Linked DNA regions of Homo sapiens: region 2 is linked to region 1. A link is an interaction called in ENCODE POLR2A ChIA-PET data of the cell type or tissue named here. Cell type or tissue: Panc1. All regions are shown on one strand. Each heading gives the region's core, and the rest is flanking DNA. Links, peaks and the distances in the headings are about the cores only. Region 1 has its middle 3.3 kb from the start of C19orf84. Region 2 holds the start of LOC124904754 (a long non-coding RNA gene).

What was found. ChIA-PET counts read pairs that join two places held together with the same protein. Peaks named below come from ENCODE experiments on the same cell type or tissue, not always from the same donor. Only the 100,000 strongest peaks of a DNase experiment are listed, where the experiment ranks them.
Region 2: POLR2A ChIA-PET joins it to region 1 with 12 read pairs; 2 of 35 experiments call an interaction of 5 or more read pairs at or near these places.

The regions. Positions count from the first base shown.
Region 1 is chr19:51,391,190-51,396,563 of GRCh38, reverse strand. It overlaps the pseudogene NIFKP6. Among named protein-coding and RNA genes, the nearest start is that of C19orf84, 3.3 kb to the right of the region's middle. RefSeq lists enhancers at 841-1,050, 2,106-2,702 and silencers at 1,991-2,130, 2,141-2,200. In Panc1, for the core only: no CTCF peak of the experiment used is centred there; a DNase peak (open chromatin) is centred at 2,243; H3K4me3 peaks cover 1,514 bases; H3K27ac peaks cover 1,263 bases.
Region 2 is chr19:51,734,516-51,739,889 of GRCh38, reverse strand. LOC124904754 (a long non-coding RNA gene) reads left to right here and starts at 3,721. Exons shown (of 2, transcript XR_007067319.1): 1 at 3,721-3,827. In Panc1, for the core only: no CTCF peak of the experiment used is centred there; no DNase peak of the experiment used is centred there; H3K27me3 peaks cover 277 bases.

The DNA.
Region 1 (5,374 bases), core at 319-5,318:
TGCATACCAGCTTGCAGTGGCTTGACTGACATTGCCTCTTTGTCCTGGCCTCTAGTTTTCTTTTGATATTTCACAGCTCTCCTTAGTTACTCTACCTAGATGGAAAGTTGACCACTAACTGCAGGTTTAAGTACTAAACTGCAGCCTTTTTCTATCACCAGCAGTTAAAGACCACCAATCTGGTTTGTCCATCTACATGGTTTGTCAGGGACATTTAACTCATGAGAGTGCTTTAGATTTCAACATCAGATGGTTGAAGCTGGAAGGCAAATTATATGTAGTGTGAGAAGGCAGTTCCAGTTTTTTGTTTTGTTTTGTTTTGAGATGGAGTCTTGCTCTGTCCCCCTGGCTGGAGTGCAATGGCGCGATCTCAGCTCACTGCAACCTCCGCCTCTTGGGTTCAAGTGATTATCCTGCCTCAGCCTCCCCAGTAGCTGATTTTTAGTAGAGACGGGGTTTCACCATGTTGGTGAGGCTGGTCTCGAACTCCTGACCTCGTGATCCACCCACCTTGGCCTTCCAAAGTGCTGGGATTACAGGCGTGAGCCACCGCGCCTGGCCCAGCAGTTCCAGTTTTAGCACAGATTTGCTTATGTATTAGTTCAAATCTTAATAGAGATTCAAAAACGACTTCTTTTTTTTTTTTTACCAATTTGTTAAATTAGTTTTCGTTGGGCTAGCATGGATTCATAACCACCATTTTATACTAGTATCACCAGTGAGGAATTGTATTTCAAGGATCAAACAATAACCAGCAAATAAACTTTTTTCTACAAAAAAAAAAAAAAAAAAAGCATAGATGCCCACGTGCCATGGGGCTTAATGAGAACAAGCTCCATGCCGAGCCCTTTACGTACACTGCCATGTTCGAATGTCATAGCAACTCTGAGACAAGTGTTCTTGGCCAGCTCCCGAGTGAAACTGAAGCTCAGAGAGGCTAAGCAAATTACCCAAGGTGACTCAGCTTTTCAGGGGCAGAGCAGTATGTGACATCAGTCAAGCATGTCAGTTGGACTCCACGCCCATGATCTCAACACCTTCCTGTACTTCCTCTCATTGTGGCAATGAACAGCTAGGGCTTAGGCCGGGCGCTGTGGTTCACGCCTGTAATCCCAGCAATTTGGGAGGCCAAGGCGGGTGGATCACTTGAGGTCAGGAGTTTGAGACCAGCCTGGCCAACGTGGTGAAACCCCGTCTCTACTGAAAATACAATAATTAGCCAGTCCTGGTGGCAGGCACCTGTAATCCCAGCTACTCGGGAGGCTGAGGCAGGAGGCTCGCTTGAACTCGGGAGGCGGAGGTTGCAGTGAGCCGAGATCGCATCACTGCACTCCAGCCTGGGCGACAGAGCGAGACTCAGTTTCAAAAAAAAAAAAACACACAACAACAAAGGTGACACCCGAACCTTGACGCCTCGACAATAACAACAACAAAGGTGATCCCCGAACCTTGACACCTCGACAGGGCTGAGAGGGGAGAAGCTGGGTGAGGGCCTCTAAATCTGGGGAGATTTCAAGGAAGGGAGGCAAAGATGACCTCCTGGACCTAAAAGAGGAGAAAGGACATGAGGGTAGGAGAGGCACTGAGAGGCCCCCCTTGCCCTTGGAAGGGTCCCAAGTAGATGGGGTGGAATGAATGGGAAAGAGCAGGGACCCCAGAATCTCCAGGGACGGAAGGGGGTTCGGGGAGGAGGGGGATTTTAGGAAATCTGTAAGCCCCTACGAAATGGGGAGACCCCGAAGGTCGAATCTTGGAACTTTGAAGGTCTAAAGCCGGTAGGGATAGGGAGTGGAGAGTGAAAGGAAGGGTCTGGTTCTAAGCGGTGGATGGGGCAATGGGGCTCCCCAGTGGGCCAAGGAGATGCCGAGAGGGATTCTCCCCTCAACAACCCAGTCCCCTCTCTCCCTCCAAGCTCCGCTCAGCATCTCCAGGCCTGGGCCGGGTCTCCCGGATGCTACCGGAACCTACCCGCACATGCGCAGACAAAAGCCTCAGCAAAAATGCCTGAAGGCGCAGAAAGGCGCTCGCCAACCAGAGGGAGAAGGCGAGGCGCGCGGGGTCCGCAGGGTGGGGATTCAAAAGCGGCGCGAGTTCTCTGGCCAATCAGAGCCGAGAATAGTGGCTCGCGACGCTTAACAAGTGGGCGGGACTCTAACCAATCGCCGCTGCGTTCCCCTACAAATCGGAAGTCTCGCTTCCCCTTAAGCAGAAGTTGGTTGGCCAGTTTTCAGAACTAGCCTGTCAATTTTGGAAGCTGAGTAAAGGGCATTTCCTTAGCGACACAAGGTCCCGCCTCCAGTCTCCTAGCGCCGCAGGGGCACGGGGGACGGGACAGAAAAAGCCTTAAAGGGCGAGGTACGTGGTAAGCGGTCAGACCCTGGTTTCCAAATGGCGTCAGATCCTGATCTTAGTAATAGGAGAAGCAATAAAAGAACAAGCTAGAACAATCCCATGACGCTAGACTTGAGCAGTGAGCGCCATCTGCCTCTGGGATTTAAAGTAACCGAATGGATAGACCCAGACTTGAAATCTGAAGATCTGGGTTCTCATCAGTCTCCAGGAAAGAAAAGCAAGCCAGATCTCTTGGCAAAAATCTTATTCCGGCCACTCAGTGCCACTAACATCGTCCAGCATAGGGCGATCCTGTTGCCTGGGACTTCTCCTCCTTAAAATGCAATGTTGTGGGCCAGGCACGGGGGCCTATCCCAGTAATCCCAGCACTCAAGGTAGGAGGATTACGTGGGGCCAGGAGTTCGAGACCAGCCTGGCCAACATGGGGAAACCCCATCTCTACTAAAAATACAAAAATTAGCTGGACATGGACATGGTGGCACATGCCTGTAATCCCAGCTACTTGGGAGGCTGAGCCAGGAGAATCGCTCGAACCCAGGAGGCGGAGGTTGCAGTGGGCGGAGATCGTGCCATTGCACTCCAGCCTGGGCGACAGAACAAGACTGTCTTAAATAAATAAATAAATAAATAAATAAATAAATAAATAAATAAAAATTTTAAAATACCCTGTAATCCTAGCACTTTGGAAGGCCGAGGTGGGAAGATTGCTTGAGGCCAGGAGTTTAACACCAACTGGCCAACATAGAGAGACCTCTTCTCTATTAAAATAAATACATAATTTTTTAAAATGTGGATTAAATTAGTTCATATTATTCATTAAAATAGATCTCCAGTCTTGCCAACATAGTAAAGCCCCATCTTTACTAAAAATACAAAAATTAGCGGGGCGTGGTGGCAGGCGCCTGTAATCCCAGCTACTCAGGGGGCTGAGGCAGGAGAATCGCTTGAACCCGGGAGGTGGAGGTTGCAGTGCACTGAGATAGCACCACTGCACTCCAGCCTAGGTGACAGAGGGAGACCCTGTCTCAAAAAAAAAAAAAAGACCTTCATTTTACAAAATAATTTAGAACTCCCCCAACTCTCAAGGTTGTGAAAAACAAGGAAAGACTTAGAGAGTGCTGCAGATTAGAGAAGACTAACGAGAGAGGATGACTAAATCCAATGTGGTAGTCCAGATTGGATCCAGGACCAGAAACAAAGGACATTAGTGTAAAAACTGGTAAAATCCAAATAAAGCCTGCAGTTTACCTAATAGTCCTGTCAGTTTCTTAGTTGTGACTAATGTACCATGTACATTACATGACAATGTAAGATGGCAACATTAGGGGAACTCCTGTCTGGAGTAAATGAGAACTCTCTGTATTATCTTTGTAACTTTTCTCTAAGTATAAAAGTATTCCAGGCCAAGCATGGTGGCTCATGACTGTAATCTCTTGGTACTTTGGGAGGCCAAAACAGGAGGATCTCTTGAACCCAGGAGTTTGAGACCAGCCTGGACAACATTCTGAGACCCTGTCTCTACAAAATAAGGCACCCCGTGTGGTAGTGTGTGCCTGTGGTCCCAGCTACTTGGGAGGCTGAGGTAGGAGGATGGTTTGGGCCCAGGAGGTTGAGGCTGCAGTGAGCCATGATCACACCACTGCACTCCAGCCTGGGTGACAGAGGGGGACCCTGTCTCAAAAAAAACACACGCAAAAAGTATTGCAACATAAAGCATTTATTTAAAAATATAAATACCTATGCCACTCCTCTTAGCTGATTATTTTCCAGTCCCTGAATCACTACATTTGTTTTACTTTCAGAAGCTGTTCCCTCCCCAGGAATATTCAACTTCCAGTCTTCCAGTACCTTCCCATAACAGCCTTTTCTAACCATCTTATCTACTTAATTTTTTATTCTTTTTTTTTTTTTTTTTTTTTGAGATGAAGTTTCACTCTGTAGCCCAGACTAGAGTGCAATGGTGCCATCTCAGCTCACTGCAGCCTCCGCCTCCTGGGCTCAAGTGATTCTCCTGCCTCAGCCTCCCAAGTAGCTGGGACTACAGGCATGCCCCACCATGCCTGGCTAATTTTTGTATTTTTATTTATTTATTTATTTATTTTATTTATTTTTGAGACAGGGTCTCACTCTGTTGCCCAGGCTGGAGTGCAGCGGCACGATCTCAGCTCACTGCAACCTCTGCCTCCCAGGTTCAAGCGATTCTCCTGCCTCAGCCTCTCGAATAGCTGGGATTACAGGTGCCTGCCACCACGCCCAGCTAATTTTTGTATTTTTAGTACAGATGGGGTTTCACCATCTTGGCCAGGCTGGTCTCAAACTCTTGACCTCAAGTGATCCGTCCACCTCGGCCTCCCAAAATGCTGGGATTACAGGCGTGAGCCACCGGGCCAGGCCCCTAACCACGTTATCTGCTCTATCTCCCTACCTCGGTGACTCTATATCCTCTTGCCCTGATTTGACATCTTCAGGTACATATTCTTACAGAATATATGCTATGTATGTCTCGTCTGTCTCCCTTACAAGCATGCAAGTTTCCTGAGAGTAGGGGCCATGTCTATTCTGTCCCGTGTGCAGCCTGGAGCCCAAATCATAGCAGGCATTGAATATTTCTTAAATGAATGCATGTAATAATGACGATTGCTTCTCAGCAAAACACTGTCACAACCACCAGCAATAACAATAAGTAAATCTCATGTGTTCAGCCTAATTGTGGTCCAGATTCTGTGTCTACTAATACACAAGTAATATCACAAGAACCTGGACAGTAATATTAGCCCCATTTCTCAGATGGAGAAACTAGGGCATAGAGAGTAGAAGCACCTAAAGTAACAAAGCAAGTTAGAGACACGGCACCTAGTAGAACCCAGCGCCTAGAATGGCTAAGACCTCCAGACCATCTACCACGCCCTCTGCCCTAGGGAGTGTCCACATTTCCCTACCTAAAACGTCCCTTGAGTCCTAAAGAATCTGTCTTGAGGATATGGCAGGAATAAAGAGAGAGAAAGACAGAGAGAGAGAGAGA
Region 2 (5,374 bases), core at 109-5,108, 340 kb before region 1:
CCCTGCACCTGGGGTTAGGGGAGCGGAAACGCTCCCTCAGTGATCTGCTCTGATCACGTGCACCTTAGAAGAGCATGCATGGTCCCTGTGAGCCTCCCCAGGGCACAGAGAGGAGCTTGTTCATCTTACGCTCCACATGTACCCCGCACTGGGCTGGCATGTTAGTTTGCTAGGGTGCTGTAACTCATTACCACAAACCAAGTGGCTTCAAACCACAGAAATGGATTATCTCACAGTACTGGAGGCCAGAAGTCTGAAATTAAAGTGGCGGCAGGGTTGGCTCCTTTTGGAGGCTCTGGAGGAAAATCCCTTCCACGCCTCTCTCCTAGCTCCCAGTGGCGGCTGCCATCCTTAGCATTCCTTGGTGTTAGGGATGTAATTTTGTCCTCTCCCCACCCTCCATTCCTATGTTGAAGTCCTAACCCCCAGCCCCTCAGAACGTGTCCTTATTTGGATACTGGATCATGGCAGATGTAATTGTTTAAGTTAAGGTGAGGTCATACTGGACTAGGGTGGACCCATAATCCAACATGACTGGTGTCCTTATGAAAAAAGGGAAATTCGGATGCAGGTGCGCACACGGGAAGAACGCCATGTGATGAGGAAGGCAGAGGTTGCAGTGATGCTTCCACAAGCCAAGGAACACCACAGACTGTCAGCAAATCACCAAAGATTGTCAGTGTCAGGCACCAGAAGCAGCCAAGTGCAGTGGCTCATGCCTGTAATCTCCGCACTTTGGGACGCTGAAGTAGGAGGATTGCTTGAGCCCAGGAGTTTGAGGCCAACCTGGGCAACATAGCAAGACCCTGTCCTTACAAAACATTAAAAAGTGAGCAGGGTGTGGTGGTGCACACCTATGGTCCTAGCTACTTGGGAGGCTGAGGCGGGAGGATCACTTGAGCCCAGGAGTTCTGAGTTGTGGTAAGCTACAATCACACCACTGTACTCCAGCCCAGGTGACAGACCAAGACCCTGTCTAAAAAATAAAAATAGGCAGGGCGCTGCGGCTTATGCCTGTAATCCTAGCACTTTGGGACACTGAGACAGGCAGATCAACAGAGGTCAGGAGTTCGAGAACAGCCTGGTCAACATGGAGAAATCCCGTCTCTACTAAAAATACAAAAATTAGCCGGGTGTGGCCGCGCGTGCCTGTAATCTCAGCTACTCAGGAGGCTGAGGCAGGAGAACTGCTTGAATCCAGGAGGCGGAGGTTGCAGTGAGCTGAGATTGCGCCACTGTACTCCAGCCTGGGCTACAGAGGGAGACTTCCTCTCAAAAATAAATAAATTAATAAAAATAAAAAACAAGCTAACCAGGTGAGGTGTCTCCCACCTATAGTCCCAGCTACTTGGGAGGCTGATGGGGGAGGATTGCTTGAGCCCAGAAGTTCAAGGCTAGCCTGGCAATGTAATGAGACCTCATCTCTACAAAAAAAATTTTTTTAAATAGCTGAGCATGGTGGCCTGTGCCTGTAGTCCCAGCTATTTGGGAGGCTGAGATGGGAGGTTGGCTAAAGCCTGAGAGGCAGAAGTTGCAAAGAGCTGATTGGGGCTGGGTCAGCTCACTGGCTCAGAGGTTAGTGGGCAGTGAGCTGACTGTACTCCATCTTGGGCAGCAGAGAAAGAGCCTGTCTCAAAGAAAGAAAAAAAAAATCACCAGAATCTAGGCAAGAGGCATAGAATAGATTCTGCCTCACAGCCCTCAGAAGAAACCAAGTCTGCTGGAACATCCTGATTCTGGACTTCTAGCTGGCAAAACTTTGAGACAGTAAATTTCTGTTGTTTAATCCCCTGAGTTTGTGTCACAGCCGGCCCTTCATATTTGTGGTTTCTACATGTAAGGATTCAACCAATCACGAATAGAAAATATTTGAAAAAAGTAATAAAAAATACAAATTTTAAAAATACAGTAGAAGAACTGTCTATCATTTATATTGTATTAGGTATCATCAGTAAGCTAGAGATGGTTTAAAGTATATGGGAGCACTTTGGGAGGCCGAGGCAGGCAGATCACTTGAGGTCAGGAGTTCGAGACCAGCCTGGCCAACATGGCAAAACCCCGTCTCTACTAAAAATACAAAAAATAGCCAGGCATAGTGGAGGGTGCCTGTAATCCCAGCCTCTCAGGAGACTGAGGCAGGAGAATCGCTTGAACCCAGGGGGCAGAGCTGAGATTGCACCACTGCACTCCAGCCTGGGTGACAGAGCAAGACTCCAACTCAAACAAATAATAATAAATAAATAAATAAAAATAAAGTATATGGGAGGATGTGCATAGGTTATGCGCAAATACCACACAATCTTATGTAAGTGTCTTGAACTCATCTGTGCATTTTAGTATCCGCAGGGTCTTGGAAGCAACCTTCAGAGAATACTGAGGGACAGCTGTACTTTTTTATTACAGAAGTCTTAGAAAACTAGTACACTTAGCTTGTGATACATCACTCCAATCTCCACCTATGTCTCTGCATCACTTTCTTTTTCTTTTTGATACAGGGTCTCCCTCTGTCACCCAGGCTGGAGTGCAGTGGTACAATCATAGCTCACTGCAGCCTCGATCTCCTGGGCTCAAGTGATCCTCCCACTTCAGCCCCTCATGTAACTGGAACTATAAGCGTATGCCACCACATCCAGCTAATTTTTAAATTTTTTGTAGTGACAAGTTCTCACTGTGTTGCCAGGCTGCTCTCGAACCCCCTGGGGCTCCCACCTCGGCCTCCCAAAGTGCTGGGATTACAGGCATTCAGTCTTCTTATTTCACTTTGGGAGGCATTTTTTTTTTCCTAATCAGATGGTTCTCAAACTGTACGTAAGAATTACCTGGGACATTTGTTTAAATCATTTCCATAGCCCTGAGCTCACAAAATCTGAATAAATGACAGTGAAGACCAGTAGTCGTCATGTTTAGCAAATGCACACAGATGATGTGGATGCTTTGGGCTCCACGGACCAGTTTTGCAGAACACTTGAACATACGATGACAAGAGCTGATGGCGGAGGCCGTGTCTCATGTGCTTTGGGGCAGCTTCCTTCATCTCTGTGTTATCTCTCAACATTTGGAAAATGGAAATTATCACAAGGACCAGAAGGGTGTTGGCCAGGATGGTATCAGTGTTGAAAAGCCAGATCTCATATCAAAATCCTTAACTTCATGACACCTGCAAAAGCTCTTAAAACCCTTTATCCAAATAAGGTCACATCCATAGGTTCTGCAGGTTAGGACTTAGATGTATCTTTTGGGGGCCACCCGTCAACCCCACTACATGTGGAACCAAGGACACTGAGGGACAGATGTATTTTGTTACTACAGAACCCTTAGAAAACTAATACACTTGGCTTGTGGGTGCATCACTGCAATCTCTGCCGCCGTCTTTACATCACCTTCTTCTCTGTGTTTAGTGTCTACCTCCCTCTGCCTCACTCTTATAAGGACACCTGCCGTGGCGTTTGGGGCCGACCTTAAATCTAGGATATGCTCATCTTGAAATTCTTAGTTTTATGACATTTGCAAAACCCCTCTTTCCAAATAAGGTTGCAGTCAGAGCTTCTGGGGGTTAGGACATCCTCTTAAGTAATCCCCTCATGGGAAACCACGGCAGCGTTATTTCCTCTTCATCTTACAGCATTCACTGGGAATGACGGCATTGTGGTTTTGAGCCTCTGGACTGTGGGTGCCTGCAGCCCAGGTCACAGAAAGGGGCCGCCGGACTTCTGCAGCTCTGTGTCCTCTATCTGGAGCCCACAGGCGTGCCCCTTTGATGACACACTCTCTGTGCTGCACAGTCTGGCTGTTCACCAAACTGTTTGGAGCTTTCTGCTATGTCCCGGGTAAGAGGGTCTATTCACCCCATGCTTGAAAGACTAGGAACCAAACAGAGTTCCACTCACCTGCATCAACATGGGGAAGGGTCCTCCTTGTCTGCAGGTGGCTAAGGAGGCTCAGAGCCAGGAGTTGGCTTGCGCAAGCCTGCCTGCCTTGGAACCCAGGGGTGTCTGATGACAGAGTGTGGGCTCCTCCCAGCTCCAACCTGGCTTACTCCTCAGAGGAGAGGTGGGGTATCCAGGGAGGGTGAAGGGGTGGGGTATCCAGGGAAGCATCCCCCTGTTGCCACCTGAGTTAGTCTTGGAGACCTTCAAACTCTGCTGTTTCAGGAACGGCTAAACTCACCTCATATTCTAATGTGCCAGACAGACTCTCTCTCTTAATCTTCAGGGCTATCCTATGAAGGACAAATTGAGACAGTCCCATTTTACAGATGAAAAAAGAGAGGCTCAGAGGAATGAAATGGCTCCACGCCAAGAACAGGCAACTAACGGTGAGGGAATAAGTGTTCGGGTCCCCTAAACTTCATTGTTGAAATCCTAATCCCTAAGGAGATGTTATTAGAAGGGAGCATGTTTAGGAGGTGATGAGGTTATGAGGGTGGAGCCCTCATGCATGCAATTGGTGCTTTTGCAAAAGAAGCCCGAGAGAGAGGACCCTGCCCCCACCACCATGTGAGGACACAGCAAGAAGACCCCATTTATGAATCAGAAAATCCACTCTCACCGGACACCAAATCTGTCAGTACCCAGGTCCTGGACTTGCCAGCCTCAGAACTGTGAGAAATAAAATTTTTGTTGTTTATAAGCCACCCAGCTTAGGGTATTTTGATAGAGCAGCCAGAAGGGACTAAGACAATAAGAAACATATATCTGGGGCCGGGCGCAGTAGCTCATGCCTTTAATCCCAGCACTTTGGGAGGCTAAGGCAGGCGGATCACTTGAGGCCAGGAGTTCGAGACCAGCCTGGCCAACACGGTGAAACCCCGTCTCTACTAAAAGTACAAAAATTAGCTGGGTGTGGTGACACACGCCTGTAATCCCGGCTACTCGGGAGGCTGAGGCAGGAGAATCGCTTGAACCTGGGAGGTGGAGGTTGCAGTGAGCCGAGATTGCGCCACTGCACTCCAGCCGGGATGACACAGCAAGACTCTGTCTCAAAAAATAAAAAATAAAAAGAAAGAAATATGTATTTGGGCCAGGTGAGGTGGTTTACAACTGTAATTCCAGTGCTTTGGGAGGTCGAGGTGGGAGAATTGCTTGAGACTAGGAGTTTGAGACAATATAGGCAATATATAGTGAGCCTGGGCAATATAGTGAGCTCCTGTCTCTACAAAAAATAATAAAATTAGCTGGGCACAGTGGCACAGCCTTTATTTCCAGCTACTCAGGAGGCTAAGGCGGGAGGATCGCTTGAGCCTGGGAGGTTGAGGCTGCAGTGAACAGTGACTGCACCACTGCATTCCAGCCTGGGCCACAGAGTGAAGACTTGTCTAAAAATAAATAAATATATATTTGTTTTCTGCCCCTAATTTCTAGCACAGAGCTCCTAA